Linked DNA regions of Homo sapiens: region 1 is linked to region 2. Evidence: read pairs that join two places in POLR2A ChIA-PET (ENCODE). Cell type or tissue: GM12878. All regions are shown on one strand. Each heading gives the region's core, and the rest is flanking DNA. Links, peaks and the distances in the headings are about the cores only.

Region 1 (15,862 bases), core at 8,739-11,238, 220 kb after region 2:
GGCCCACACAGCATGAGAGGAGAGAAATGAGTACAAGCTAAACGCAGTCTCTTCTGATGGCCTCTCTTTCCCAGAAATAAGAGGTTATAGAGAAAACACAAATGGAATCTAAATCTGGTAAGATTTGCAGAACCTCAAGGTTTCGCTGGGTCAGGAACAGGGTAAAAATAGTCTCTGAGGATGAATCCTGGCCAGGAAAATAGAGACAAGTGAAGGACAGGGAAATACATTGTAAAATTTCACTTTTTCCAGCTTCCTATTTGGTTTCACTCTGAATTTTCTCTGAATCATTTATTTCTCACACCGCCTTCATAGCACTACAAGGAGCCAGCTACAGTACCAGAATCCAGGAGATGGAGGCATGAGGGCTTTTCAAATGTCCAGTGGTAAAAGGTATAGTAAAAATAGATCCCAGAAGTAGGCAACATACCCACAAAGCTGGCCAGACAAAGTCCTGGGATGCAGGAACCCAGCCACTCAGCACAAAAGACAGCCATGGAGCTCGCAGTGCAGACGCAAGGGCCCCGAGAAGAGGAACAGCCAAAGGTCACCTCGTTTTTGGAATGCTTCCAGCTATCCCAAACAAGCAAATGACGATCACATTTCTGAAAATCCTCACCACGGGGGCATTCCTGCTTCCCCTGACGGCTGGTTCCTTTCCACTGGCCAGTTGTTTCAGACACTTATGTCAATTTTCCTGGGGGCAAGCCTGTTCCATTTTCATCTAGTTCCTCATTCTCTCCAGAGGGCGTTATTATGTGCTAGGGTCATAGAGCCAAATAGATGGACTTGAAGATACCATTCCTCTGCCATTATGGTCATAATCGTCTTTTTATAAAGGACTGCCTAAAGAAATTCAGCCGTGAAGGTCAGCAATAGCAACAATAACTCACAGTTTAACCATTTGCACTTTGGATAATTAGTCAGGAGGAGAGTAACGGAGACCCATTCAGCTACCTAAAGTAAAAATTTGCGTTTGGTTTTATTTTCTATGTTTCTTTCCAGAATGAGGTGAGTCCCATGGTGTCCAGGGGCAGAGAGGCACCCGAGGCCTTTCAGAAGTTAGAAGGAGAAACAAGAAAGTCCCAGTGAGCTCAGCAGGAACCTCGGCCCCTCTCCTGCCTCCAGCAGGCCTTAACAGAGTCTTCTCTCTTCCTCTCTAGGGCCTCTCATTCCTATAACTCTGCAAAGGCATGTGCCTGTTGTGTTATACATATGAACACATATGAAAGCCCAAACCTCTGTTTCACAGCCTTCCTTGGCTATCAATCAGCATGTTAGGTGCCAATGCCAAATTCCTGGGGGTGAAAATCTAACTGACCCATTTGGAGTTAGGGGGCTGCCCCAGGTCCAATAAACAATGCCAAGAAGGTGGGGGGCTACAGGGTGAGATAGAGATACCTGCCCACTTTTTTAGTGAGACCTATGTAGACTTCCAAAACCTATCCATTACAGAGACTGGCTAAGAACTTTCACAGACTTAAAGTAGTTAATAAGCTTTGTCCGTCCTACCCTGTATAAGAAAATGGCAGCTCTAGAACCTTGGAGGAGAGATTACATGAGCACTTATATTCTTCCTTGGCACTCTTTACTTTGGCTAGGATTAAGCCTCAATGTGTGAGAAACTTTTGAGGGGGCCTGAGCCCTCCCTGGGTGTGGTCAATGGTAGCCCACATCCTGTCCGCTGAACAGATCAGTGTGTTAATGGGCCATGGGTTAGTTCACGCAGGGATCAGTTAGTAGTAGGTGGGTCCCCTGCACAGGTTTGTCCCCAGTACTAAACCCATTCCCACTATGCTGCTGGCCACAGGAAAGCATGAGCCAGTCAGTTTGGACAGCCAGCCTCCATCTGTCACTTGTCAGAAGGAAGTCACAAAGCCCAAGCACTCTGTATCATCTTTGTAAAGATGAAATAAAGAACTGAATTATTACTTGGAGGATAGAAGACAGGTAGAATACAAAGCCATAATGATGTCCACATTTCAATAATCTCTTAATTCACCAAATGATTTATAAAGAAGCCCCTGACTAGCATACATCTCCTCCTCTGCATAGCATTTATCACCCTGAGTGGAATTTGATCTCATTTCTGTCTTCCTCAGTAAATACTGGTGTTCTTGAATGAAAGCAGCATATTGTAGCCTCTTGTAGGCTTGGGGCCCAGCCCAGGATTTGGCATGTCGCTATAAACAGTTGACAGTGGATGGATGAAGAAATGATGAATGGAGGGAAACATTTAGGGATTAAAAGTCTGAAAGAAAACAGGAAGGGACTGAAAGGAAAGCGAAGGAAGGAGGGATGGAGGAAGGAAAGAAGGAAAGAAGGAAGGAAGGAGGGAGGAAGGAGGGGAGGGGAGGGAGGGAAGGAGGGTGTTCAGTAGCAAGTGTAACAATCCCAGTGAGCACAGGGGTCATGCATCCTGTGATATGGTGCCGCACACAAATGAGTGCAACCTCCTGGACCAAACCTCCTGGACCAACACGGACCTGGGACTGGGCTTCACTCAAGAAGCAAATGAGCTTGACCCAAGGCTAAAAGTTCTCAGTGTCATGGTCTTCAGGGAAATCCTTCTTTGCCTCCTCTTTGTGTGCCCTTTCCCTCCACTCAGGCAGCAGTGCTCTTCTGGCATCGCCCCAAATCAAAAGGGAAGTCACTCCCACTAGCCATTTGCTCTTATTGATGGATTACACTGCAGTGTGAATATGCTTCATCAACTTTAGCCCAGTGGTTCTTAACCATTTTTGGCAGGAGAAAAGAGAAGTTGGCTCGGTGCATCACAGACCTGCCCTGACATCTTGATAAAAGATATGGATCCTCTCCTCAGGGAAACGCACCCCCCACCACCCTTTAAATGCACCAACTCAGTTTCAGGGCTTCCCAACTTGAGATCTGTTATCAGGGTCTACTAGACTGTATTATTTGGCTCTTTTTTAGTTTTAAGCTTCTGATCTCTAATTGGGGAAGTCTGTTACTTAGAGGATTATCAAGCACCAATAACCAGATAGGGAGGAAGAAATTTCTCTGGTCAGAATCAGACTTCAAAGTGCACAAATGGAACCCTGTTAGACTTCTGGGTAACTGGGAAGCAGTAAGATAGCAGGGTGACATAGGAGCACTACTCCTGTCCTCTGGGATCTCACTGGCCCTTTGTGCCTCTCTTTCTCTCTCACACACACTGGCCACTGGATGGAAGTCCCAGAACATTAAAGCCCCTGGGAAGCCGCCCTCCATTAATGATTGGCATGTGTCAACCGGTTAGCAGCCTTGCTTCCTAATTTTCTAGAATTATCTACCTTTGGCCTTCCAGGACAAACTATCACATACATAATTTTTAATAGATCTTTTTTTTCTTTTTGAGATGGAGTCTTGCTCTGTCATCTAGGCTGGAGTGCAGTGGCACAATCTTGGCTCACTCCAATCTCCGCCTCCCAGGTTCAAGCGATTCTCCTGCTTCAGCCTCCCAAGTAGCTGGGCACATGCCACCATGCCAGCTATTTTTTGTATTTTTAGTAGAGATGGGATTTCACCATGTTGACCAGGCTGGTCTCTAACTCCTGACCTCATGATCTGCCTGCCTCGGCCTCCCAAAGTGCTGTAATTATAAGAGTGAGCCACTGCACCCAGCCTTCACAGATTTTTTTTGAGACAGGGTCTCACTCTGTTGCCCAGGCTGGAATGTAGTGGCATGATCACAGCTCGACCTTCTGCTGGGCTCAGTATTTGTGTTTTGTACAGATGGGGTTTTGCCATGTTGCCCAGGATGGTTGCAAACTTCTGAGTTCAAGTGATCTGCCTGCCTTAGCCTCCCAAAGTGCTGGGATTACAGGTATGAGTCACTGTGCCCAGCTGGCTTTATTTTTTAGAGCAGTTTTAGGTTTACAGCAAATTTGAGCAGAAGGCACACATTTGTTACAATTGATGAGCCTGCACTGACATGTCATTATCACCCAAAGTCCAAAGCTTGTATTAGGGTTCATGCTTGACGTTGTAAATTCTATCCATTACGACAAATATATAATGACATATATCCACCATTATTGTATCATACACATCGTTCCACTGCCCTAAAAATCCTCTGTGCTCTCCTAATTCATCCTTCCTTGCTGCCCCCCAACACCTGGCAACCACTGATCTCTGTGCTGTCTCCGTAATTTTGCCTTTTCCAGAATATCATAGAGTGGAAATCATAGAGTATGCAGCCTTTTCAGACCGTCTTTTTTAACTTAATAATATACCTTTAAGATTCCTTCATTTATTTTCATGGCTTGATAGATCATTTATTGTTAGCGCCAAGTAATACTCCATTGTCTGGATGTACCACGGTTTATTCACCTATTCACCTACTGAAAGACATCTGCTTGCCCCCAAGTTTGGACAATTAAAAATAAAGCTGCTAGAAATACTTACTACATGTTTTTGTGTGGACACCAGTTTTCAGTTCATTTGGGTAAATATCAAGTGAGTGATTACTGAACTGTGTTTGGTAAGAGTATGTTTCAGTTTGTAAGAAACTGTCAGCTGAATTCCACAGTGGCTGGACCATTTTGCATTCTCCCCAGCAATGAGTGAGACATCCTATTGCTCCACATTTCGTCAACCTTTGGTGTTGTCAGTACTTTGGATTTTCATCATTCTAGTAGGTGTGTAGTATTATTTCATTGTTTTAATTTACAACTTCTTAATGGCATATGATATTCAGTACCTTTCATGTGCTAATTTGTCACCTGCATATTTTCTTGGGTGAGGTATCTGTACTTCCATGCTGTTTATTCTACTGGTAATGAGGTTTCTTACAGCAAATGCTATAACCTTGTTTCTCATGAAATCGTTGTAACCCTTCCTTGTTGGCTTTTATTTTAGATCAATTTTCTCCAAAACTAAAATTTTGTCCTTATTTTACAAAATGAAAACCAAAATTAATTTAAATATTTGGTTTGTCACTAGCAATCCAGTTGATTACTTATCTTATAGCTTATGAATTGAAACCACCTTATCATTTTTAGAATCATCCAGAATCTCTTTTTAAAGTTGGTGACTATTTTTTTATTTCCTCTCTTCAATGAAGAAGTAATGGCTCAGCAAATAACATCTTCCAATTCCTTGGGTATAATAGAATGTAAGCCATTGGGCCAACTGCAATGAACAAACTCATCCTTCACAGATAATTTTTGGTCACTTTCTTTCCAATTCTAGTATACATTTCATTTCCCCACATGAAGGCTTTTAGGTTTTAGGTCACAATTTTTTTAAGAAAACAAAAACCATAAAATATCTGCACTTTCCTAATTTTACCCTAAAGCTCCATTTTCACTAAACAGATTAAGCACATGCATTTTTTTAACAACAACAAATCTGAAAACAGACATTTTAATTTGAAATATTTTGGGGAAAATATTTAAGGAAATAGTCGTAGATTATAAAACATACTGAGGTTACTCTTATCAAAACATTTGACTACTTCAAAATGCAGTTAAAATGACATTAAAATATGACACGGAAAGCACACTCAACAAAATAAAAAAAAAAGATAAACTGAACTTCATCAAAATTAAAACCTGTAGTGCATTGATGCCACTATCAAGAGAGTGAAAAGACAGCCCACAGAATTGGAGAAAGCTTTTGCAAACCACATATCTGATATGATTCTCTATACTAGAATGTATAAAGCCAAGTACATATTCAGAAGATATAAAATATCCAGAATATATTAAAGAACACTTACAACTCAACAACAAAATGACAATCCAATTTAAAAATGGGCAAAAGACTTGCCTATCATTTCTCCCAAGATATACAAGTGGCCAATAAGCACATTAAAAGATCCTCCATGACATTAGTTATTAGGAAAATGCAAATTAAAACCACTTTACAGTCACTAGAATGGTTATAATTCAAAAAAAAAAAGAAAATAATGGGTGTTGGTAAGGATGTGGAGAAATCAGAATATTCATATATTGCTGGAAGGAATTAAAATGAATTACAATGTGGTCCTGCAATTCCACTCCTAGGTATATACCCAAAAGAATTCAAAACAGGTGTTTGAGCAAAAACTTGTACATGAATGTTTATAACAGCTCTGTTCACAGTAGCCAAAAGGTAGAACCAACCTAAATATTCATCAACAGACGAATGGGTAAACCAAATGTGATATATTCATATAGCGGAAATTGCTCCACTATAAAACAGAATGGAATACTGATACATGCTACAATATAGGTTAATTTCAAAAACTTATACTAAATAAAGGAAGCCACAGACAAAAGGCCAAAAAGTATATGCCCCCATTTGTATAAAATATCCAGAACAGGCAAATTAATAGAGACAGAAAACAGACTAGTTGCTGCCAGGGGCTGAGGGCAGCAGAAAATGGGAGTGACTGCTTAATGGGCATTGGAATGAACAAGTTCTGGAAATAGTGGTGATGGTTGCACAACATTGTGAATGTACTTAATGCCACTGAATTGTATACTTTAAAAAGGTTATGACGGTAAGCTTTATGTTATGTGTATTTTACCACAATAAAAGAGACAATAAATGCTTCAAAGGCATGATTTAAATTAGTTTTACTAGTTCATTTTATTTCAGAAATCGGTGTTTACATTGTCTAAAGGTAGAATTAATCCATGTTTTAAGCTTTTGTTCTATACGGGGCAGAGAGAATGTTGTAATGTTTCTCACCTTCACCCTGTGTTCTTGGAGAGTATTTAATTTGGCTTATTGGCTGCAAATGTACATTATTTTTCTTTTTCAACTTAATTTGACCTCCACAGTTATGTGTTATAGCTTGGGGTTCAAGATATAGGATAGTTTCATCATAAATGCTTTTGGAATCATATTTATGAGTTTTTCTAAACTTTGTATAAGTCTGACTTGTAGTTACTGTTTTACAGTAAGCCCAGTCTTTCAATTTCCCAGTAAAGTTAATGGCTATTAAAATTGCATCTAACATTTTTGGACTCAGTTATCTCTTAGATTTAATTCAATTTTCTAAACAGCCTTTGCTTATTATGTATTTTCCTTTCCCTTCAAAAATGAATCAATTATTAGTTTCCAACATAATTTTGACCAAATTTAAGTTCTTATTAACACTTTTTTAATTCTATGAAGCAAGTCAAGTGAGTTATCTCAACTACATTTTCATAATGTACGTAGGCTTATTGATAATATTAAGTATTACTGCAATGATTAATGTTATATGTCATCTCTCTCTCTCTCTCTCTCTCCCCACAATCCCCCCATCCCCTGCCCTGCCCACTGGTGCTTAAGCTTGGACATCCATCCTCTCCTGCCCTCGGATATTGACGTGCTCCTGGTTCTCAGGCCTTCAGGCTTGGAATAGAATCTACACCACCAGGTTTTCTCAGCCCCCAGCATGCAGATGGCAGATCATAGGACTTCTCAGTCTCCATAATCATGTGAACAAATTACCTCATAATAAATCTCTATAGATCTATGTCAGTATCCACACCTATATGTATTCTATTGGTTCTGTTCTCTGGAGACCTGTTGATACAGTTTGGCTGTGCCCGCCCCCCTGCCCCGCCCTGCCCAAATCTCATCTTGAATTGCAGTTCCCATAATCCCCACATGTTGTGAGAGGGACCCGGCGGGAGATAATTTAATTATGGGGGTGATTACCCTCATGTTGTTCTCATGATAGTGAGTGAGTTCTTACAATATCTGATGGTTTGGCTTTTCCCCGTTTGCTCATTCTTCTCTCTCCTGCTGCTATGTGAAATCGGACTTGTTTGCTTCCCCTTCTGCCATGATTGTAAGTTTCCTGAGGCCTCCCCAGCCATGCTGAATTGTGAGTGAAATAAACCTCTTTCCTTTATAAATTACCCAGTCTTGGTTATATCTTTATTAGCAGCATGAGAACTGACTAATACACCTATAATACAATTAGTAATAAGTGATAATGTAGCTCAGTCAGGGAATATAGAAAATTATTAAGAAGAAAATATAAATCACTCAAGAACCTCTTACCTGCTGGCAACGTTAATAGTTTAGTGAATAGCCTTCAGGTCTATGTATGAGAGATATGTAAAATGCTTAAAACAATCCTGCAATTTTCATTTTCAGTCTACTATGCATAGTGGATATCTTTTCATCTTAGAAAATAGACATAAGTCATCTACTGATAGCTCCAAAATATTCATTTGTGGGAATATATCAAATACTATTTCATTTGGGATGAGCATTCAGTTTTCAATTCTTCCTTCTATGAACCTCATTCTAGTGAATGTTAAACACACATATGTTAAATGTTAAATACATGTATTTTCATATACAATTAGTTATCTGTGCATGTATTTCTTGAGGTTATGAAGTAAAAGGCCTCACGCCTTCTATAGTTTGAATTCTATTGATATTGATATGCAATGCTGACTTCCCTCTGATCTGTCCTAGGAATCCCACCACCAGACCCCAATCTCCATGACCTAAAGACAATCTTTTCATTGTAAATTTACAAATTACAGTTGTATATATTTATGGGGTACAAAGTGAGATTATGATTTAATAAATTTATTTAAAAGTTTATGATTTATAAATATAAAATGATTTATAAATATGATTTAGAAAAATTAAATCAAGCTAATTAACATATCTATTACCTCAAATACTTTTCATTTTTTTGTGGTGACAATGTTTACTCTTAGTGATTCTGAAAAGGTACAATACACTATCACTAATTATATTCACCACACTGTACAATAGATCTCAGAAAACACCCTTATTTCTCTTGTCTAATTGAGGCTTCATCTAACAGTTTATTTCAATTTTTAGTTTTTAACTTCTACTAAAGTTGAACGTTATTTTGCATTCAGTGGTCTTTTGTATTTTTTTTATAAATTGTATAATTATGTTCTTCACCCATTGCTTATTGAGGATTTCTTTTTATTAATTTGCAAGAGCTCTTTATATATTAGGAAATGTAACTCTTCTTTCATATTCATTGCAAATATTACCTCAAAATATCATTAGTATCTAATAAGGGTCTCCTTGTCATTTTTCTTTCTTTCCTAAAAATACTTTATCTCTGAAATTTTCAAATAGATACATAGAGATAATTACATAAGGAATCCCCTTATAGCTATCACTCAGCTTCAATAATTATTGAAACTACTACCAATCTGGTTTTATCTTTCAACCACTGTTTTTCTTTGTTGTTTTAAGCCAAGCTCATATTACCCATAAACATATCTGTAGGCATCTCTAATTAATATGGACATTTGGACCCATAATCACATACCATGTTCCCAACTTATCCACCTGTAATATGATGGAAATTTCACCAACTCACACAAAACCGCTTTGGATAGCATATACCCATTTTGAAACTTCTTACCATTATCCATACTCCTTTTCCTGGACCTTCTCCTAAAGTTGTTTGGCCTATTTAATCAGAAACTATTTCATCCATCTACTTGTCATAGGTTCTTGAACATATTTTCATAATGTTTATCAGATTCACTTTTTCCACAAAGGTTTTGTTTTCATTCAGATGTTCTCCACACATTATTCACTTTCTCTTTTCTGTGTATCAGATAATTGTAGGCTTTTGAACCTAAAGGCAATTGTAATTCTTATTTTCACTGCCTCTCCTCAGTTGCAGCTCAATATTTCCAATTTAAGTGATAGTGTCTGCTGAGATGGCAAGCTCTTCCTGTTAATTTTCCATGTTGTAGGCATTTACATAGGCATTTGGGGAAGTTAAGGGTTTTCCCCAAAGCATTTCCCACTTACCACAACTGTCCACCTCACAGCAGACTTCAGGATTTCCCCCAGATCAATACACTTATTTTAGTCCCATATTAACTCATCTTCATTAAATCTCCCTTTGCCTATGCAGCAAGCAGCCTGCCCCCAGAGTCCCAGTCTTCACCAGGTGTCTCTCCTCTTTTACTCAGGAGGACTTTCCCAGGAAAACCATGCCACTAGCAAAAAAAAAAAAAAAAAAACAAAAACAAAAAACAAACAAACAAAAACAAAAAAACACATAAAACTTGTCAGTGAGGGATCTTTATCCCTAGGATGCTTCTGTTTTATTTCTTTTTCAGGTTAGGAGAATTTGTGACTTCTTCACTCCTACCCACACAGTCCTGAAGTCAAACCATCCAAGTTTGACCAGAGAGGGTTAGTCACTATAGGTTAGCAGGTGATGGAGCTGGTGATTGTGTTTGTGCATATCTGAGGGTGTGATAAGCCCCAGCTGGTTTTAGCACAGTTAGCTCTCAGTGCTTGAGTCCTTCTGGAATGGTATGGCATATAAGCCAGGGAGGTCAGGTCCACTTAGAGATGATGGGGCAAGAACTTTTGAAGCTTTTCCCTAAAGCTGTTCTCAGTTCCATACCAGCCTCCCAGATATATGTTACCCAGGCCAAGCTGAAGTCATGGAGTATCAGTTAGAGGGCTTCATAGAGATCATCTTGTCAACCTCTATCATCTAATGAACAAAGAAACCAAAGCTTAGGAAGGTGAACTGAATGACCTGCCCAGGATTGGAGAGAGAATCATGACCCAAACCAGGTCTCCTGAATCTTCCATCCACCAAACCAAACCAAACCATCTCTGGTAACACTCTCTGGCTACTGTGCTTTCTACTCAAGCACACAAGGCCAGTGTTGACTCTCCAAAGCATCATGTGTTACAGCAGAGCCTCAAACAACCTCGGTGGGACTAACTGTCATAATCAAATTGACTCCAAAGGATATGGAACATAACTTTCTCAATCTGGGATCTCATTCGTCGCAATTCTAGAATCCCTCATGATGGACATCAGGGAAATGGAATTTAGTATGGCCCTGTGGGATAAACTAAAGTCTACTAAACAAAAGGGAATAGTGAGCCTGGGACTAAGAAGAAAAATAGACTTCAAAGGAGAACAGATGATGAGCTCTGGTGCTCACAGGAAGCCCCAGGACAAAGTTTCAGTCCCATCTTACCCTTGACCGGCCTCAGACCTTAAAGTAGTTGGTCTTTTGTCTGTAAAAAGACAACAGGATTGGGTCCTTAAGTGAAGAAATAAATAGTAAGTAGTTCTCCAGGTTTTCTGCAGTTATGTCTCATATTTGACAATCTTACACTCACCGACTTGACAGTCTGCTTTCACTAATCCATATGCATATAAGGTGTATATTACCCCCATGTCTACGAGATTCTCACTTAGCCAACGACATCTGTCTTTGAACTGTCACGAAATGCTAGAATGATTCTTTTTCTTTTGTGGTGTCAATTCCTCTTTCTGTCATTATTAACCTTGTTAAATACCCTCTTCCCTCCCCTTCTGAAAGGCATGAACTGAGTGCTAAGTTTCAAACATACCCCCTTAACACATCCAGATGGGGGGAAAAAAGCACATCTAGCTATCTACTTAATCAAACATCTACTTTCACTCCATCAACGGGGAGTAGGCCCTTTTGTACATTTAACAAATTCAAGCAATTTAGCAACTGGGTTAAAGTCTATGTAAAGTACTTCAACAACATGGGAAATGAAGACACTGGTCTTCTGTCTTAGAATTGGTTAATGGAAGACGTGAAGTCTCAAAACGCGCACAACAGTGGGTTCTTACGGAGCTGCCTAATGCACTGCTGGGAAAACCTTGAGAAGTTTTCCATCACGGGGGGAGGGGGGTTGACAGTTTTTGCCTTTGCTGTCAGTTCCACTGTGGGAGGCTCCTAAATTTATTATACCTGGGAAATGATTCTAGTGCAAACCCATCCTGAAAGAAGCCAAGAAGTGAGGCATGCAGAACATCCTTCTACAGGTATTATTGGTTCCCACCCCAAGTTACAGAGGCCAAGTCAAGGCGACTCCATGGGCCATGACCATGGGGCACTTTATCTAACTTGATCAAGGTGGAGCAGAGCAAGAAATTGGTCCTATTTGCCTTGCTACGTCAATAAGTTTTCCAAGCCTTAACTTAAAAAAAAAATTTACCTCATAAAACAGAATTGTCACAGTGGAGTGGTGGTATTTTCTACCAGCAACAATGTCTCTATAAAATGCCCTTTCTACTGAGTAGTCAAAATGCTCAATGCCACCTGTTAGAAGCTCACATGTCAAACAGTTTTTTGGGTCATCAAGAAGCAGCTGTATTTCTTTCTTAAAAAAATTAAAAATAACTCTCCTCACCTTGGGGGACTCCTTTACCTCAGTTTCCTCATCCATAAAATAAGAATAATAATGTGGTCCAACTTCCTGGGGAGGAGAAGATTGGCAAGCACTTTTTGCTGATGAGCTCAAAAGCTATGCAAATATAAATTATTGAGTACTGCACATATTGCCACACTGCTACCTGAGGTGCTGGGAGCTTTCACTGAAATCAACAGGAGCTCCAGGAATGCAAAAGAAATATGTACTGGGAGAGATGGGTCCAGAGCATTTTGGTGGTGCTTATTGAAGCACAGTGTTGTAGTGGAGGGGCAACTGCTAAGTGTATGATTATCGACCGCTGCATTTGGATTTGCTCTGAGAACTCTGCTATATCAGATAGTCCGGCTCAAAGGACATCAATCATTTGGTGCAACACTCTGTGTCTTATGGGCTTAATGGCCTTTGAATCCAGAGGGCCAAAAGCCGCCCTCTGAAGTGAGCAAAGGGCTCTTCAAAGGCTGGAGGAGTACGAGGAGGATGAACTGACTTTTGATTCACAAATAATAAATAACCTAAGAGTAAGATAATTAAAGTAGCATACAGGTTCTGACCTTCAAAGGATCAATAAACAAATGCATCTCCTGCTCTACACTTTAGCCATTGGAGCCAAATCCCATGGTTCTACCCTCAGTTTAGTCCCTCGGCTTAATCATCTTTTGATTGGCCATGGAATGTGTACCTAACTATAGTCAACAGTCTTACAAACATATATACATCCTGTATATCTATTTGTACAAAGAATTGGATCTTCATCCTGCATATTCTCTTTTCAAAATTAGCCTTTGTTTACCATCTATAAATCAAGACAACATTATTCCTTCTCCCAAAATGCAGGGTTATTCAATACAACTTGTTGGAAACAAACCGGCTTGGCTGAAAATGTTTATGAGCTATAATCATAGAAAATAAAGGGATATTATAATGAGAAGTCAATCTTTCAGTTTAATTGCAGAACACTTTTTAAGCTACAGAAAATTGTGAATTTGAGCTCTGAAGTGGAAATAAAGTTGCCAGTTTCAGACTGCATATCACAGAAAATGAATTCTTTTTCTTCATTAGAAAAACATATCTGCAAGTAATAAGATATTATGAGTAAATATTACAAGAATACATTGTACTGGGCTGTGTGTAGCTACAGAATGCATTATATCTTTAAATTATTTCTAAATCACAAATTTAGAGAAAGTCCTGCTCCTGGCATTACTAAATTATAATCTGTCTTCTTATCCTACAGAAATAAAGAGGTATCAACTCACTTAGGATAATTGCCTGATACAACCAGAACAGGATTAGGGAAAATTCATTATGGTATTGCAGTGTTGTATTTTAAAAGTATTCTCTGCTTCCTTTTTGAAAAATGGCTTAAAAATGAGCAGAATAATGCACATACAAGGAAAGTGTGAAATAAATTGTCAACTTTTAGTTGAAGGAAGGAAATTTGGAATATTCTGTGTTGAAGCCTTTACTGCTAAGACAGCATTAAATAGGTGAAGAAGCAACACTTCTAGTGCATGATCGCAGAGCCCCAGACAGGACAGAAGCATAGGGAGGGATGGGGGTCTTTCAGCTGTCAGGAGAGGAAAACACAGTCCCTCTGCATATTGGAAAACAAATGTGCCAACTCCTTGACATGTTACTTAAACAAAAATATTTTTCCTGTAAGTAAGATAAACCCTTCAAAAGTAGCACCATGAAATGGAACTATCTGCTGAATATCTGCTCACTGTTCTAGGAACTGTGAGGAAACAAAATAGAAAAAAAACCAAATCTCTCCTTTCAATGAGAGCAAACAACAAATGTTACCAATGAAAACCAGAGAGAAGGCAGGAGAAAAGCTAACGCTCGGGTGGGTCAAGGTCGTTCCCTTTCATGGAGAACAGACAATGACAACTCAACCACAATGATAATGGACCAAACACCTGAAGCCAGTAAGGGGGGTGGGCAGGCAGAAATCCAGGGGAGAACCTTCTAGGAGACAGCAGTAAGTGAAAGGCAGTGAGCTGGTCTGGAGCACTTGAGGACTATAAGGTAGGGCCAAGTGGCCAGAGACAGGCAAGTAAGTGGGAGAGTGGAGTCTGGCCTGCATTCAACACAGAAGCACCCCGATCTGACTCTGCTCTTCATCAAGCTCTCTCTGGCTTCTGTGAGGGGCAGGGGTGGAAGTAGAGAGACCCCTGAGGAGGACACTGCTATTTGCAGATGAGAGGTGACCAGCCTGTCTGCAATGGAGGGAGAGGAGGTCCGACCATGGACACCTGATACCTGCAGAGCTAGTGGGATTCCCCAATGGACTGGATGGTAAGTGAGAGAGAGAGGCATCAAGAATGACTCCAAGGTTTTGGCCTCAGCAATTGCCAGCTGGTATTCAATGAGATGAAGGGGTCTCAGTGAAGCAAGTAAGAGAGGAAGATCAGGGATTCAGCTGGGAGACAGTAAATATAAGTTGCCTATTAAGCCTCCAAGTAAAGGTGTTAAGGAGGTGGGAGAGTTCAAAAGGAGGTCTGAAGAGCAGATATTAATTTTTGGAGTAAGGGTACAGAGATGACATTGCAAACTGCTTCTGGAGAGGCCTTCAAGGAACTGACTGCGGAGGGAGACATGTCTGGAGAGCTGCAGCATTTTAGGAAAGAGGGGAGAAAACAGCCAATGAATAGCACAAGAGAAAAGCATGGCGAGTGGGGTGTCCTGAAGATCTACCTCACTGATATCGGGGTTCAATAAAATGTTCGTGCATTTTTTGGTAAATTTTAAAGTGCTAGATAAATGCTGACTTACTACCTTTGGGACCAGATGGACTTTGCTCCATCCATTGAGATCATTCTTTCCAGCTCTTCTTAGATTAAAAAAAAAATCCACTTTTAACTTAGTCAAGGTTAGTCCCAACTGAGAATCTGGAGACACATTCCTGGGAATCAGAAGCTCTGCCTACTTTTGACTTGTTAGATAGCACTTTCTGAGAAATCTTACAGCCACCCATAAACAGGGGAAAGGGAGAAGGGCTAACTCACATTGATTACTAGGTATTACAATTCAAGACTTATGTTCATGCTTTTGTTTAATCCAAACCACAACTCCATGAAGCAGGATTCATTTTCCCTGTTGCAGAAATGACAGTGTGATCCTGAGAGAGGTGACGTAACTCAGCTGAGTTCACGCAGTGCCCTCGCCATGCACCTGTGGTCCCAGTTACTTGGGAAGCTAAGGTGGAAGGATCCCTTGAGCCCAGGAGGTGGAGGCTGCAATGAGCCAAGATCGTGCCACTGCACTCCAGCCTGAGTGACGGAGTGAGACCCTGTCTCAAAAAAATAAATAAATAAAAATAAAGAAAAGAAAAGAGAGTTGCTATCATAATTCAAAAATAACTAGACTAAATTTCAGTCCTACTTGATAGGCTGGAAAGGCTGTTCACATATCTTACTCTTTCCTGGACAGGTCCATTCCATCTGACCTCTCTACCAAGACTGTTGCTTCTAAGACTGACAATTCGGCCTTAGGGGAAATAAAAAATTTAAAGAGAAGTGAAGGAAAACGCTTCCCACAAATTGGAGAAAGGTGTCTTAAAACAGCAGTCCCCAACCTTTTTAGTGCCAGGAACTGGTTTCATTGAAGATAATTTTTCCACAGAGGTCAGGAGGGGATGGTTTGGGGATGAGTCAAGAGCATTACATTTATTGTGCACTTGAGCTCTATTATTACTATTACA
Region 2 (15,862 bases), core at 8,436-10,935:
ATGGAGCGGCCCACTCTCACTATGGAACTCTGGAATCCTAGCTACAGGAGAACCCATGGACATTTGGGCTGGCAAGGGAGAGATTCTTGGAGTGTTGGCGGGGACAAGACTCCACTGCATGGAACCCAGAGCATTTGCCATGGGACCTGCTGCAGTGGAGCATGGCCAGGGACACCATCCCCCAAGGCTTGTCAAAATCAGAGCTGAACTGAACAAAATGGTGACACAAAAAAACATACAAAAGATCAACAAAACTAAAGGCTGGTTTTCTGAAAGAACACATAAGGCTGGTAGACTGCTAGCTGGACTAATAGAGCAAAAAAAAGAGAGGATCCAAATAAACACCATCAGAAATGACAAAGGGGACATTACCACTGACCCTAGAGACATATAAAAAACCATCAGAGACTATTACAAATATGTCCATGCCCATTAACTAGAAAACCTAGAGAAATGGATACATTCCGAGAAACATACACCCTCTCCCATGATTGAACCAGGAAGAAATTGAAACCCTGAACAGACCAGAGTAAGTTCTGACACTGAAACCATAATCAAAAACCTACCAACAACAAAAAGCCCTGGACTAGACAGATTCACAGCCAAATTCTACCTGACATATAAAGAAGGGCTGGTACCAATCCTAGCTAAACTATCCCAAAAAATTGAGGAGGATCGACTCTTTCCTAGCTCATTCTATGAGGCCAGTATCATTCTGATATGAAAATCTGGTGGACACAAAATGAAAAAAGAAATTTTAGGACAATAACCCTGATGAACATAGATGTAAAAATCCTCAACAAAATACTAGCATAGCAAATCCAGAAGCACATCAAAAAGCTAATTCATCACAATCAAGTAGGGTTTATCCCTGGGATGCAAGGTTGGTTCAACATACGCAAATCAATAAATTTGATTCATCACAGAAACAAAACTAAAAACAGAAATCACACGATCATCTCAACAGATGCAGAAAAGCCATTCAATGAAATTCAACCTCCCTTTATGTTAAAAACCCTCAATAAACTGGGCATCAAAGGAACATACCTCAACATAATAATAGCCATGTGTGACAAACCCACAGCCAACATCATACTAAACAGGCAAAAGCTAGAGGCATTTCCCCTTGAGAACCAGAACAAGACAAGAATGCGCACCCTCACCGCTCCTATTAACATAGTTCTGGAAGTTCAAACCAGGGCATCAGGCAAGAGAAAGAAATAAAAGTCATCCAAACAGGAAAAGAGGACTTCAAATTATCTGCCTTCACAGACTATTTGATTCTATACCTAGAAAACCCCATCATGGCCTGGTGTGGTGGCTCACATCCATAATCCCAGCATGTTGGGAGGTCGAGGCAGGCAGATCATTTGAGGCCATGAGTTCAAGGCTAGCCTAGCCAACATAGTGAAACCTCATCTCTACTAAAAATACAAAAATTAGCCAGGCATAGTGGTGCATGCCTGTAATCCCAGCTAATAAAGGGTTGATTTTAATGATTTTAATGATTTCTCCTGGCTATTCCATATTGACAGAGCAGGAGCACCATCATCTTGAACAAACACTGCCACTTTAAGTTCCAGCTCTCTTTCTAGCCTGATGCATTTCAATGAAATCACTTCTCTTCTAATTACAAGCGGCCAGAAAGAGCTGACAGTAACACACAGATAAGACAGGAAGCTGAGGCATGAGAATCGCTCGAACCTGAGAGGCAGAGGTTGCAGTGAGCAGAGATCACACCACTGCACTCCAGCCTGGGCGACAGAGTGAGATTCCATCTCAAAAAAGCGAAGCAAACTAACAAACAAAAAAACACTGTTTCTGTTCAAAGGCTTCTAGATCTGATAAACAACTTCAGCAAACTTCCAAGATACAAAATCAATGTATAAAAATCAGTGGCATTTCTATTCACCAATAATATCCAAACTGAGAGCCAAATCAAGAACACAATCCCATTCACAATGGCCACAAAAAGAATAAAATACCTAGGAATACAGTTAACAAGGGAGGTGAACGATCTCTACTATGAGAATTACAAAGTACTGCTTAAAGAAATCACAGATGACACAAACAAATGGAAAAACATTCCATGCTCATGGGTAGAAAGAATCAATATTGTTAAAATAACCATACTACCCAAAACAACTTACAGATTCAATGCTTTTCCTATCAAATTACCAGTGAAATTTTTCATAGATTAGAAAAAACCTACTGTAAAACTCATATGGAACCAAACAAGAGCTGGAACAGCCAAAGTAATCCTAAGTAAAAAGAGCAAAGCCAGAGGTAACACACTACCTGACTTCAAACTACACTACAGGGCTATAGTAACTAAAAGAGCATAGCACTGGTATAAAAACAGACACATAGACTAATGGAACAGAATAGAGACCCCACAAATAAAGCCACACACCTACAATCATCTGATCTTCAACAAAAATGACAAAAACAAGCAATGGAGAAATAAGTCCCTATTCAATAAACGGTTCTGGAATAACTGCCTAGCCACGTGCACAAGATTGAAACTGGCGCCCTTCCTTCTACCATATATAAAAAATCAATGCAAGATGACTTAAAGACTCCTGGAGAAAGGGCAAAGCAAGATGGCTGAATAGAAGGCTCTACTGATCATTCTTCCTGCAAGGACACCAAGTTAACAACTATCCATTAAAAAAATACCTTCTCTTAATAACAAAAATCAGATGAGCACTCATAGTGCCTGGTTTTAACTTCATATTGTAGCTGGATTGATAAGGAATCAGAGAGACTGATGGGGTTCAGGAGGATATTTATTATTTAGGTGCACCAGCCCAGTCGGATTAATATCCAAAGTCCCAAACAAAGAGTCGTTACCTTTTAACATTTTGTGGGGTGGGGGGAGATCAATGCAGGGGGAAGCATACTACAGAAGAGAGAAACAAAGACAGTTATTCAATTAATTGAGACATGCATTACATCATTTTTTACTTTTCAAGAAATAACATGTTTTACGACTGAGTTTATCTGTCTGGTGACCTTGCAGCTGCACAGCTAGAGACACAGGGTCTTCACAATGCCTGGGAAGGGAGGAGAGATAAGGCTCACTAGCCACAGAAAAACAGGCAGTTAATTTTTGAAGGACTCCAGTTCTTTCTTTTTCTCAGGGGGAATTGGGTTTTCTTATATACAACTGAGTTTCTGCTTATACATTTTTTAATTTAATTCCTGTTCCATTCCCCCATTTGGTGCTTTTTATCACAAAGATGTTCATAGAAAGCACCACTATTTGCCATCTCTTTGCGGAGCTGAGCTTTTTCTTCTACTGGCAGCAGCTGATATTTGGTTAATGCCATCAACTGCACAGTAGTTTGTCAGAATATACAAACTCTATAGTTGACTGAATACTCCTAATAAACAGAGGTAAAAGGCAAGGGAGGATGAGGCAGATGCCAAGAATAAGCAAGAACCTACCAGTGAGGGTTTTGAATCCTTTAAAGCTTGAGAACCATTTTTTTTTTTAAACAAAGAATCCGGGGACCACCTGGACTAAGTCTGAACTGGAACATAGGCCAACTTTCACATTCTAGCTGTGATTTCCATGATAGCTCGGCCATTATCATCAATTTCTAGGCAACAGTTGGTTAAATTAAATTTTTCACATACTCTTCCTTCTTAGGCTAAGAGGTAATCTAAAGCTAATCTATTTTGATATACAGCATTTTTTATTTGTGTTGCTTGTATTGCCAATAAATCTAGTGCCCTTGATGTTTCATTGGTTATAATTTCAAGGACTGCCTGCAACCTTATGATGCAGTTGAACACATAGATTGGGGTGTGGTACCCCCATGACCCATCTTGCACCCACATAGCTGGCCTATAATATTTAATGATTTTTTCAGGAGGCCATTCATTATCTTTCCAGTCTCTTATGTATCGGGGGACCTGCCCCGATAATTACGTATGTTCTTTTCTATTTTTCCTAAGTGTCAGCCAGCTTGAGAAATAAAGGAACAGAGTACAAAAGAGAGAAATTTTAAAGCTGGGCATCCGGGGGAGACATCACACGTTGGTAGGATCCGTGATGCCCCACAAGCCACAAAAACCAGCAAGTTTTTATTAGGGATTTTCAAAAGGGGAGGGAGTGTGTGAATAGGTGTGGGTGACAGACATCAAGTACTTAACACAGTAATAGAATATCACAAGGCAAGTGGAGGCAGGGGGAGATCACAGGACCACAGGACCGAGGTGAAATCAAAATTGCTAATGAAGTTTCAGGCACCATTGTCATTGATAACATCTTATCAGGAAGCAGGGTTTTGAGATCAACCGGTCTGACCAAAATTTCTTAGGCAGGAATTTCCTCTTCCTAATAAGCCTGGGAGCACTATGGGAGACTGGAGTTTATTTCATCTCTGTAGCCTCGACCATAAGAGACAGCTACGCCCAGGGGGCCAGTTCAGAGACCTACCCGCAGGCACACATTCTCTTTCTCAGGGATGTTCCATGCTGAGAAAAAGAATTAGAATTCAGTGATATTTCTCCCATTTGCTTTTGAAAGAAGAGAAATATGGCTCTGTTCCGCCCAGCTCGCCAGCGGTCAGAGTTTAAGGTTATCTCTCTTATTCCCTGAACAATTGCTGTTATCCTGTTCTTTTTTCAAGGTGCCCACATTTCATATTGCTCAAACACACATGCTGTACAATTTGTGCAGTTAATGCAATTATTACAGGGTCCTGAGGTGACATACATCCTCCTCGGCTGACAGGATTAAGAGATTAAAGTAAAGACAGGCATAGGAAATCACAAGGGTATTGATTGGGAAAGTGATAAGTATCCATGAAATCTTTACAATTTTATGTTTAGAGATTGCAGTAAAGACAGGAATAAGAAATTATAAAAGTATTAATTTGGGGAACTAATAAATGTCCATAAAATCTTCACAATCCACGTTCTTCTGCCATGGCTTCAGCCGGTCCCTCCGTTTGTAGTCCCTGACTTCCCACAACACTTATGTCCACATTTCTTTGATATTTGTGTCTATTTTTGTGAGTATGCTCCTATTTTTTAATTTTTATCATAAACTGGATATCTTAAGAGTTCCTCTTGCTTTAGAGGAATTAGAAAGAGGAAGGCTTGATTGTTTTTAACACACATGCCCTCATCCATTTAGCCAGCAGTTGCCAATATGCCCATGTTCAACAGATCTAATACAGGCCAGAGGGTGCCTTCCAAGCATTTGGAGCCTCTAGTTGATCTCAAGAGTGGCTTAGAGTAGAGAATCAAGAGAAAGGGTTTGGATCTGGTAAGTAGGAGTCATTCTGGGCGTTTCTCCGTAGAGTTTTGTTATTAGTCTTATTATAATATTGTTGCCTTGGGCAGGTTGTTTTTCCTACTGCTTCTGTGAAAGCCTTTTCTTATCAGGCGATACAGTACTTTTCAATTATGGAGGTTTTTAACAACTAAACACTGGCTGAGGCTGTTGGTTCACTGACTGGGTTAGGTGAAGTGAAGTGATCTTGTGGCATTAATTTTTTTGCCTCCCATGGCCACTGGTCTCCCATTTTTGTTTCTCCACATACATAGTATGAGGAAATTCTTAAGCTGCCAGCTATGTTTTCAGCTAGTTGAGCAAATATCGTTTTGGTTGATGGGAGAAGCTCAGGCACTGACTGATTAAAATGCTTTTAGAATGACTTATGGACCTGGAATTGCAGGGTTGGATGCATTTGAGTCCTTCTAGTCTTTTTGACAATTAGTAGTGGAACTCCAAGGCCTGTTCCTTTTAACTTGTAACAGTGCTGTCTGTCCTGTAGACCAAAAAGGTAGCTCTGGCTTTAAGACAGTAAAATTTAAAGAACTGCATGTCCTTGTCTTACAATTTCATTTGGTTGACATACTACTTAGTAGAGCAGTCTTTCCTGAATATAAGTGTTGGAGCTGTGTTAGCGTATTCCACTGAATGTTACAGTCTGGGCATCCAATTTGTGGTTTTCTGTACAGATGTTTAGGGCTGCTGCTGCTTAAGCCTCTCTTGTGTTAAACCATTGCAGACTGCTTCTGATTGTTTTAGGATTATGAACATATGCAGCATGGCAGGCATCAAAGTACAAGGAAATAGGCCTTTTATAGGAGAGAGGGTCTTCTTTGGTTTGAGCTATAAGCTCTCTTTCTTTTTTTTTTTTCTCTGATTTAATATGTGTTTTAAACCAGAATTTATAGGTTAAGAGCTTAGGGTCATAACATACATATAGCTGATTATTTCCTGGGTCACAGACTGAATAGGTGGTCTGGTTGTATGTGCAGGTTCCTAACCTGGTTCCTGTATATTTATAGTAGGTATGGTAGAGTTGTAACTATGGTATTCCTTACCCAGGTAGTGTCTACACAGTGTGGGCATTTTTCTAGAGATTTCTTCCCTTTTAGTATAGGCAGAAATGGTAAAAACATTAGCGTAGGTAATAGAACTATGCTTACACTACACATAGGCATGGCAAACATTCCTCTGGGCATAGACATTTGCAGCATTTGCAGTAATAACATAACAACAGAACAATCAGTACTGATAGAATTATAACTAGGCTTATACATTGTATTCACATTTACTTATCCAGAGATGGTCCTCTTAGCTTCAGCTGTGCATAGACTAGTCAGCTTTCGGGATGTGATTAGAGCAGAGCTTGCAGGATCCTCAAGCTTCAGCCATGCATAGACTGACCAGCCTCCAGTGTGGTCAGAGCAGGGCAGTTGTCCTTACCAGTGGCTGGGTTTCACTGTAGGACTATTCGGGTCGGGCGATCTGGGTCTTGTTGGCTAATCCACTGGTCGTCGTCGGGAGTCACTACTGCCGCTGATTTTAGCCAGCTATGGTGAATCCAAGGTGTGACACCTGCAACTTTAACAGCAGTGGGAGTAGACATGATCACAATATGGGGCCTATCTTATATGGGTCCTAGAGTGGTTAGACCCTATTTTTTAACCTAAACAAAGTCCTCAGGTTTGAAAGGGTGTACTGGGTCTGTTAGACTTACACGCATTTTTTTTCATACCTAACCATGCATCTTTTGCATGGCCATACTTAAAGCCTGCATTTGCCTTTACGTTTGCCTTTCCCTTTTTTTTAGCCTTTAGTGTTCTTGCTTTTTGGTGCCCCTTGCAGCACATCACAACCACCTCTTTGGGGGCCCATACAGCATTTAAGAGCTGTAGAATTTCTTCCTTGTACTTTATTTTTTTACTTCCAGCAGTTAAAATCTTTTTTTTTCCTTCGTAAATAGCCTCATGAACATGCAAAGCAGCAGAAGCATATTTGGAATCTGTGTAAATATTTGTCCTTTGGTCTTTTGCTAGCCAAAGAGTTCTTGTCAGAGATATTAGCTCTGCTTTCTAAGCAGAAGTTTCTATAGGCAAAGACTGCACTACTGAGTCCAAAGTCACCACTGTATACCTAGCTCAGCAGACTCCCTTTAATATGAAACTGCTTCTATCAGTAAAATATTCAATGTCTGGGTCCTTGAGGAGCTGATCTGTCAAATCTCTTCGGCTTGAGAACATTTCATCTACCATGTCCACCCAGCAATGAAAAGGGCCTCCTGTCACTGACTCGATGAGGAGCAACATAGCCGGGTTTAGAGTATTCACAGTCTCTAAAGTCAGTTTATTAGCTTCCTGCACCAGTAGGGCAGTGGCAGCTAGTGTTTTAAAATAAGGAAGCCATCCAAGTGCCACAGAATCTAATTGCCTGGATAAGTATGTCACTGGGTGATGCCATGACTTTATGACTTGAGTTAGAGTTAGAACTGGTGTGGTCAGAGCAGGGCAGTTGTCCTTCTAAGGACTTCTAATTTAGTAGTTGTCCTTCTAAGTTCTAACTTAGAGTTAGAACCTCTATGGCCTCCCTTTCACTTGTGGACATACAAGAAGAAAAGCTTAGTTAGTTAGATCTGGTAGTCCTAAAGCTGGAGCCTGAGTCAAGGCTTCTTTGATTTTTTTTTAAAGCCTTCTCCTGGTTGGCCTCTTAGAGGAGAGACTCCTTTTTTTCTCCTCTTTGTGGCTTTGTATAATGGCTTAGCCATGAACAAGACATTTGGCATCTAAATGTGGCAGAACCTTGCTGCCCTTAGGGACTCTCTTATTGGACGCCAGGTGGTTGGAGTAGGAAGTGCACAAACAGCCTGCTTTTGTTCACTCCAAGGCATCGTTCTTCTTGGCTTATATGAAAGCCCAACTACTGGACACTTTTAAAGCACATCTGAGCTTTCTCCTGACACTTTATAGCCTGTCTTTCACAGCAGGTGCAGGGGGTCTTGGGTTTTTCTGGGTGCAGTAGCCCTTGGCCAGTGTTTTTTTTTTTTTTCATACTATGGCCCTGACATTTATCCTTCTAGTGTGCTTTTCTTTTACATCAAGCACATTAATCTTTCTCTAGCCTCAGCCGGCTTTCAAACTCCTGTCCAGACTAGCTTTTTCCACGACTGCGTTCACACCTGCGTTCATGCCTCCTTGCAAAGCCAGCTTCTCTTTCCGTAAGGGTTGCTGCTAGTAAATTAGCCTTTTTAAAGCCTCCGATCAGCCTTCTGATCTCGGTTAATTTACATCTTGGTAGCCACTTTAATAAGCTGAGTAGCATTCACACCTATGGAGCTTCTAACTTCTGCAATTTATGCCTGGTATCTCCTTGGTCCTGCCTTACAAACACCATATTCACAATGTGCTGATTTTCAGCAGCCTCAGAGTTAAACGGAGTATACAACCGAAATGCCTCACAGTCTTTTATAAAATTGGCTGGTGCTTTTATCTGCACCCTGGAGCACCTCTGAGATTTTTATATTGGTTGCCTTTCTTTTACCATCCTTTAGCCTTTGCAGAACTGCTTCTCAGCACCTTTGTAGGTGCTAAAGCTCGACTGCATCATCTGGCTCTTAGCAGGGGTCCTCTTGTCCTCTTAAGAGGCATAAGCATAACTTGGGCACGGCCAGATCTGAGACGGCCTGCCTGACTTTTTGAGCCTTTCACTTTAATTTCCCTGAGCCCTGATTTCTCCTTCTCATGTGAGATTGACAGCCTGTATTCCTTTTAACTTAACTCCTTAGAGGCAGTTAGCCTGGTAAATGGGTAGATTGGAATGTAGGGAGGAGGGGTCTCTATTCCCTACTGTGGTTCTTGCAAAACTGGTTTTTCTGCCTTTCCAGAGACTTTTTTTTTGTCTCAGCTTCTGGGGCAGCTGATTTTTACTTTCACTATTGGCTTGGCGGTGCTACAAGCCTCTGTGACTTTCCCTTTAACTCTGTAGCTGCCAGCACAGCTAGTTTCTCTTGGCGTGAGCTGCAAGCATTTTACAATAAACTGCTAGGCAGGGCTGCATTCATTTAGTCATGAGTCAATACAAAGACTAGGTCTGAATGCCTTGGATGTCCTCCAACCCTAGTCACCACCTTAAAACACACGACCAATTTCTCTATAGTGCCTTCGGCCAGCCATCTAACACAAAGAGGGCTACTCTAATTCACAGTATGTCCTCAACTTTTGAACATCCAGTTTTATCCCATAATCACCACTAAATCTTTTTTTTTAAATTCTTTATCATGCACTCCAAAAGGGTTGGTTTTGATGCTTTCCCTCCTATTTCCTCCCTTGCAACGCACTTTCACTCTCACTTTCACTCTCAGATCCACCAGACGGGGTCCTATTACAGGAGTTTCAGACACTGCTCAGCCAGGAACGTGCCTTCCCCTGTCATAGCCTGCTGCGGCTACGAAGCTGGTCCTATCAGCCTTATGCAACGTCCTCAGTCTGATTTCCCCAACACTCGCCTTGGAGCACACAGACCATGCTAGGGATCTATGCCTCCCCACGTCACTCCCTGCATTGGCCTCTCCCAAGACCATCTCTTTCATGCCATTTCACACATCTCCCTTGCCCCAGGACTCCTAATTGGACAAAACAAGCCTCTCTCATGTCCCAGGTGAGCCTAGTTAGGCTCCCACATTCACACACATACACACAACACTCCTACCCCAGGACTCCTCATCAGACTAAACGAGTGTCTCTCATCCTGGGTAGGTTCACACACACCCACCCACTCCCAGTTCCTGTCTCCAGATCCAGTGAACCACTTTCACTTTGTTAGTGGGGACACAAGGTTCATCCAAATTGGCAGGCCACTTCTGCCGCCCCCAGCCACTCTGGGTTGGATTAGTGGTTGGTACCCTGGAGGTGATCAAACTCCCCTTCATCCCTATGGGAAGGGCTTTCCTGTCTTGGGCCCTTACTCCTTACTTCAGTTCCTGAAGTGCTGGTATTGTCCTACAGCCCCGTACCTGGTTCTGCTGCACTGCCAGGCAGGGTGCCGGGACGCAGGAGAGCCAGTTTTCATCCGGGTGAAGCTCTCCCGTGGTGCGCCTTGGATGCTGGGTCTCACCCAGCCCTGGGGCTCTAGTCCCACAGGCAAAGGAGACAGTAAATCTGTCATCTTCAACCCCGGACAAGCCCCCAGAAATGTAGTGGAATTGATAAGGAATCAGAGAGACTGATGGGGTTCAGGAGGATATTTATTATTTAGGTGCACCAGCCCAGTTGGATTAACATCCAAAGGACTGAGCCCTGAACAAAGAGTCAAGTTACCTTTTAAGCATTTTGTGGGGTGGGGGAGATCTGTGCAGGGGGAAGCATATTACAGAAGTGATAAACAAAGACAGCTATTCAATTAATTGAGACATGTATTATATTGTTTTTTACTTTTCAAGGAAAAACATGTTTTACGACTTGAGTTTATCTGTCTAGTGACCTTGAAGCTGCACAGCTAGAAAAACAGGGTCTTCACAATGCCTGGGAAAGGGGGAGAGATAAGGCTCACTAGCCACAGAAAAACAGGCAGTTAATTCTAAAGGACTCCAGCTCTTTCTTTTTCTCAGGGGGAACTGGGTTTTCTTACACACAACTAAGTTTCTGATTACAAATTTTTTAATTTCTTTTAATTCCTGTTCCAATATCACTAAAGTAGGCACTGAAAAGACTTTTTAAAAATCCAAAATCACCAATGCCACCCCTACCCCACCACCAACCCCATGCCCCACAGTGGTGGCCTGGTGCAAATAGTGTCTCTGGATACTGGGGGAGGGAGAACACAGCAATTGTGAGGTATTGAGCTCAGAGCTGTCCTGTTAGAGCAGAAAGGAAAAGCAGACCAAATTCAGCTGATACCTGCCCATGGAGTGAGCATTTAAACCAGCCCAAACCAGAAGAGAATCATCGATCCCAGCAATATGAACTTGAGTGCCTGCAAACCTTGCCACCAAGGTCTACAGCACTCTGTTTACTCTCCAAGTAAACTTGAAAGGCAATCTAGGCCATAGGGCTACAAAACATAGGTGAGTCCTAGTGCTGAACTAGGCCCAAAGACAGTGAACTGAGGGGGCACACACCTGGTGAACTGAGACACCAGCTGGGGAAGCCAAGGGAGGGCTGGCATCACCCCTCCTCTAACCATAGGCTCCACAGTTTGCAGCTCCAAAAGGCACCCCTTCTTTCCACCTGAGGAGAGGAAAGGAAAGAGTGGGGAGGACGCTGTCTTGCATCTAAGATACCAGCCCAAGCACAGTAGGATAGAGCACTGGTCAGAGTTGTGATGTCCCCATTCCAGGCCCTAGTTCCAAGAGGGCATTTCTAGACATACCCTGGGCCAGAAGGGAACCTGCTGCCTTAAAAAAAAAGACCCAGTCCTGGCAGCATTCATCATCTGCTAACTGAAGAGCCCTTGGGCCCTGAATAACCAGCAGCGATACCCAGGTACAACATCAAGGGCCTTGGGTGGGCCTCTGAGACTTGCTCACTTCAGGTGAGACTCAGCACATGACCAGCTGTGGTGGCTATGGGGAAAAACTCCTTCTGCTTGAGAAATGCAGAAGGAAAACTAAAGGGCACTTTGTCTTATACCTTAACTACCAGCATGGACACAGACGGGGAGAGCAACAAGTGGACTCTCAGGATCTCCAGTGAACAGGGCTTGATGTTTGGATGGCATTTCTGAACTTGCCCTGGGGCCAGACAACAGTCCACTGCCCTGAAGGGTAAGTCCCAGGCCAGGAAGCATGGGCCTTAAGGGAACATTGGTGGTAGTTGGCAATAATCCCACTGGCCTGGGGGTGGTGGTGGCTATCAGGTGAGGCTCCTCTCCCTTTGGAAAGAGTAGCAGGGTAGAATGGGAAGGAGTGTGTCTTTTGCTTTGAGTGCCAGCTCAGCTGCAATATAATAGAACACCAGGCAGACTTCTAAGGTTTTTTACTCTAGTCCCTGAATCCCAGACAGCACTTCTGAACCCACCAAGGGATTGGGGGACCTTGCAGCACTGAAGGGAAGGACAAAGGCCTGGCTGGCTTTACTTCCTGCTGATTGGAGAGCCCCAGGGCCTTGAGCAAACACAGGCTGGAGCCATGGAGTGGTTACAGCAGGCCTGGCTTCAGGTCTGACCCAGTGTAGTCACAGTAGTGGTAGCCACAGGGATGCTATTGTCACTCAACCTCCAACTTTAGGTGACTCAAAACAGAGACAGAGACTCTGTATGTTTTGGGAGAAAGTAAGGGAAGAAAACAAGAATCCCTGCCTGGTAATCCAGAAAATTTTCCTGGATCTGGTACAAGACCATCAAGGTAATACCTCTGTGAATCTGCAAGAACCAAAGCATTACTGAGCTTGAGGTGTCTCCTAAAACAGACACAATTTACATCATAACATCCAAGTCCTTTCAAATATCTGAAAAGCCTTTCCAAGAAGAATGGAGCCTCCTAAAACAGATACAACTTAGATCACAACACCCAAGGGCTTTCAAATATCGGAAAAGCCTTTCCAAGAAGAATGGCTACAAATAAGCGCAGACAGTGAAGACTACAATGAATACTTAGCTCTTCAATGGCCAGACACCAAAGAACATCTACTAGTATCAACACTATTCAGGAAAACATGACCTCAACAAATAAACTAAATACCAGGGACCAATCCTGGAAAAACAGAGATATGTGACCTTTTAGAAAGGCAATTTAAAATAGCTATGTTGAAGAAACTCAAAGAAATTCAAGATAGTACAGAGAAGCAATTCATAATTAGATATATTTAACAAAGAAATTGAAATAAAAAGAATCAAGCAGAAATCCTGGAGCTGAAAATGCAATGGCATGCTGAAGAATGCATCAGAGTCCTTTAACAGCAGAATGAATCAAGCAGAAGAAAGAATTAGTGAGCTTGAAAACACACTACTTAAAAATACATGAAGGAGACAAAAGAAAAAGGAGTAAAAAACAGTGAAGCATTCCAGAAGATCTAGAAAATAGCCTCAAAACAGCAAATCTAACAGTTAATTGGCCTTAATGAGGAGACAGAGGAAAAGATAAGGGTAGAAAGTTTATTCAAAAGGATAATAACAGAGAATTTCCCAAACCTAGACAAAGTCATAATATCCAAGTACAAGAAGGTTACAGAACACCAAGCAGATTTAACCCAATGTAGACTACTTCAAGGCATTTAATAATCAAACTCCCTAAGGTAAAGGTTAAAGAATGGATCCAAAAAGCAGAAAGAAAAAACAAATAACATACAATGGAGTTCCAATACATCTGGCAGCAGACTTTTCAGTGGAAACCTTACAGGCCAGGAGAGAGTGGCATGACATATTTAAAGTGCTGAAGGAAAAATAAAATTTATCCTAGAATAGTATATCTGGCAAAAATATCCTTCAAACATGAAGGAGAAATAGACTTTCCCAGACACACAAAAGCTGAGGGATTTCACCAATACCTCAACTTTCATACAAGAAATGCTAAAGGGAGTACTTCAGTTAGAAAGAAAAGAAAATTAATGAGTAATAAATAATCACCTGAAGGTACAAAACTCGCAGGTAATAGTACACAGAAAAACACAGAATATTACAACACTGTAACTGTGATGTGTAAACTAGTCTTTGATGAACGAATCAAAAATAGTAACTACAGCAACGTTTCAAGACATAGTCAATACAATAAGATATAAATAGAAAAAACAGAAGTTAAAAAGCAGGGGGATTAAATTAAGGCATAGAGTTTTTATTAGTTTTCTTTTTGTTTGTTTATGCAAACAATGTTAAGTTTTTATCAGGTAAAAATATTGGATTATAAGATAGCAATTGCAAGCCTCATGGTAACCTAAAACCGAAAAGCATACAATGGATACACAAAAAATAAAAAGCAAGAAGCTAAATCATATCATCAGAGAAAATCGCCTTCACTACTGGAAGACAGAAAGGAGAGAAAGAAGGAAGAGAAAACCAGAAAACAAATAATAAAATGGCAGGAGGAAGTCCTTACTTATAAATAATAACATTAAGTGTAAATTGACTAAATTCTCTAATAAAAAATAGACAGAGTAGATGAAAAAACAAGACCCTCTGATCTACTGCCTATAAGAAACACACTTCACCTATAAAGATACACATAGGCTGAAAATAAAGGGATATAAAAAGATACTTCATGCCAATGGAGAGCAAAAAAGAGTGGCAATTGCTATACTTACATCAGACAAAATAGGTTGCAAGACAAAAACTATCAGAGAAAAAAAATGGTCACTATATAATAATAAAGGGGTCAATTCAGCAAGAGAATATGACAATTATAAATACGTATACACCCAACATGGGAGCACTCAGATATATAAAGAAAATATTATTAGAGCTAAAGAGAGAGAGAGGCCTCAATACAATAATAGTGGGAGACTTCAACACCCCACTTTCAGCATTAGACAGATCCTCCAGACAGAAAGATCAACAAGGAAACATCAGACTTAATCTATACTACAGACCAAATGCATCTAGTAGACATTTATAGACCATTTCATCTAAGAGCTGCAGAATACACATTATTTTCCTCAGTACAGAGATCATTCTCAAGGATAGACCATATATTAGGTCACAAAACAAGCCTTAAAACACTTTTTAAAAACTGAAATAATATTAAGCATCTTCTCTGACCACAATGGAATAAAACTAGAAATAAATAATAAGAGAAATTTTAGAAACTACACAAATACATAGAAATTAAACAATATGCTCCTGAATGACCAGTGGGTTGTTAAAGAAATTAAGGATGAAATTGAAAATTTTCATGAAATAAATGTTAATGGAAACACAACATACCAAAACCTATGGGATACAGCAAAATCAGTACTAAGAGAGAAATTTATAGCTATTTAAGTGCCTACATTGAAAAAAGGGGAAAAACTTCAAATAATCTAACATTGCATCTTGCAGAACTAGAAAAGCAAGAGCAAACCAAACCCAAAATTAGTAGAAGAAATAATAAAGATCAGAGGAGAAATAAATGAATTTGAAATGATAAAAAATACAAAAGATCAATAAAACAAAAAGTTGGTTTTTTGAAGAGTTAAACAAAATTGACAAACCTTTAGCCAGACTAAGAAAGAGAGAAGATCCAAATAAAGTCAGAAATGAAAAAGGAGACATTATGACTGATACTGCAGAAATTCAAAGGATCATTAGTGATTACTATGAGCAACTATATGCCAATACATTGGAAAATCCAGAAGAAATGGACAAATTCCTAGATACATACAACCTACCAAGATTGAATCAGGAAGACATTCAAAAGCTGAACAGACCAATAACAAGTAACAAGATAGAAGCCTTAATAAAAACTCTCCAAGTAAAGAAAAGCCCAGGACTCAATGGCTTTGCTGCTGAATTAAACGAAACATTTGAAGAAGAAATAATACCAATCCTACTCAAACAATTCTGAAAAATAGAAGAAGAGGGAATATTTCCAAACTTATTTTACAAGGCCAGTATTACCATTATACCAAAACCAGACAAAAACACATCATAAAAAGAAAACTACAAGTCAATATC

What was found. ChIA-PET counts read pairs that join two places held together with the same protein. Peaks named below come from ENCODE experiments on the same cell type or tissue, not always from the same donor. Only the 100,000 strongest peaks of a DNase experiment are listed, where the experiment ranks them.
Region 1: POLR2A ChIA-PET joins it to region 2 with 6 read pairs; 2 of 35 experiments call an interaction of 5 or more read pairs at or near these places.

What each region holds. Positions count from the first base shown.
Region 1 is chr7:50,282,808-50,298,669 of GRCh38, forward strand. No RefSeq gene overlaps it. Among named protein-coding and RNA genes, the nearest start is that of IKZF1, 14 kb to the right of the region's middle. In GM12878, for the core only: no CTCF peak of the experiment used is centred there; no DNase peak of the experiment used is centred there; H3K27ac peaks cover 1,859 bases.
Region 2 is chr7:50,060,113-50,075,974 of GRCh38, forward strand. The region is part of intron 3 of ZPBP (zona pellucida binding protein); the gene reads right to left. Among named protein-coding and RNA genes, the nearest start is that of ZPBP, 25 kb to the right of the region's middle. RefSeq lists a silencer at 1,538-1,738 and enhancers at 9,168-9,257, 11,652-12,152. In GM12878, for the core only: no CTCF peak of the experiment used is centred there; DNase peaks (open chromatin) are centred at 9,309 and 9,699; H3K4me3 peaks cover 1,021 bases.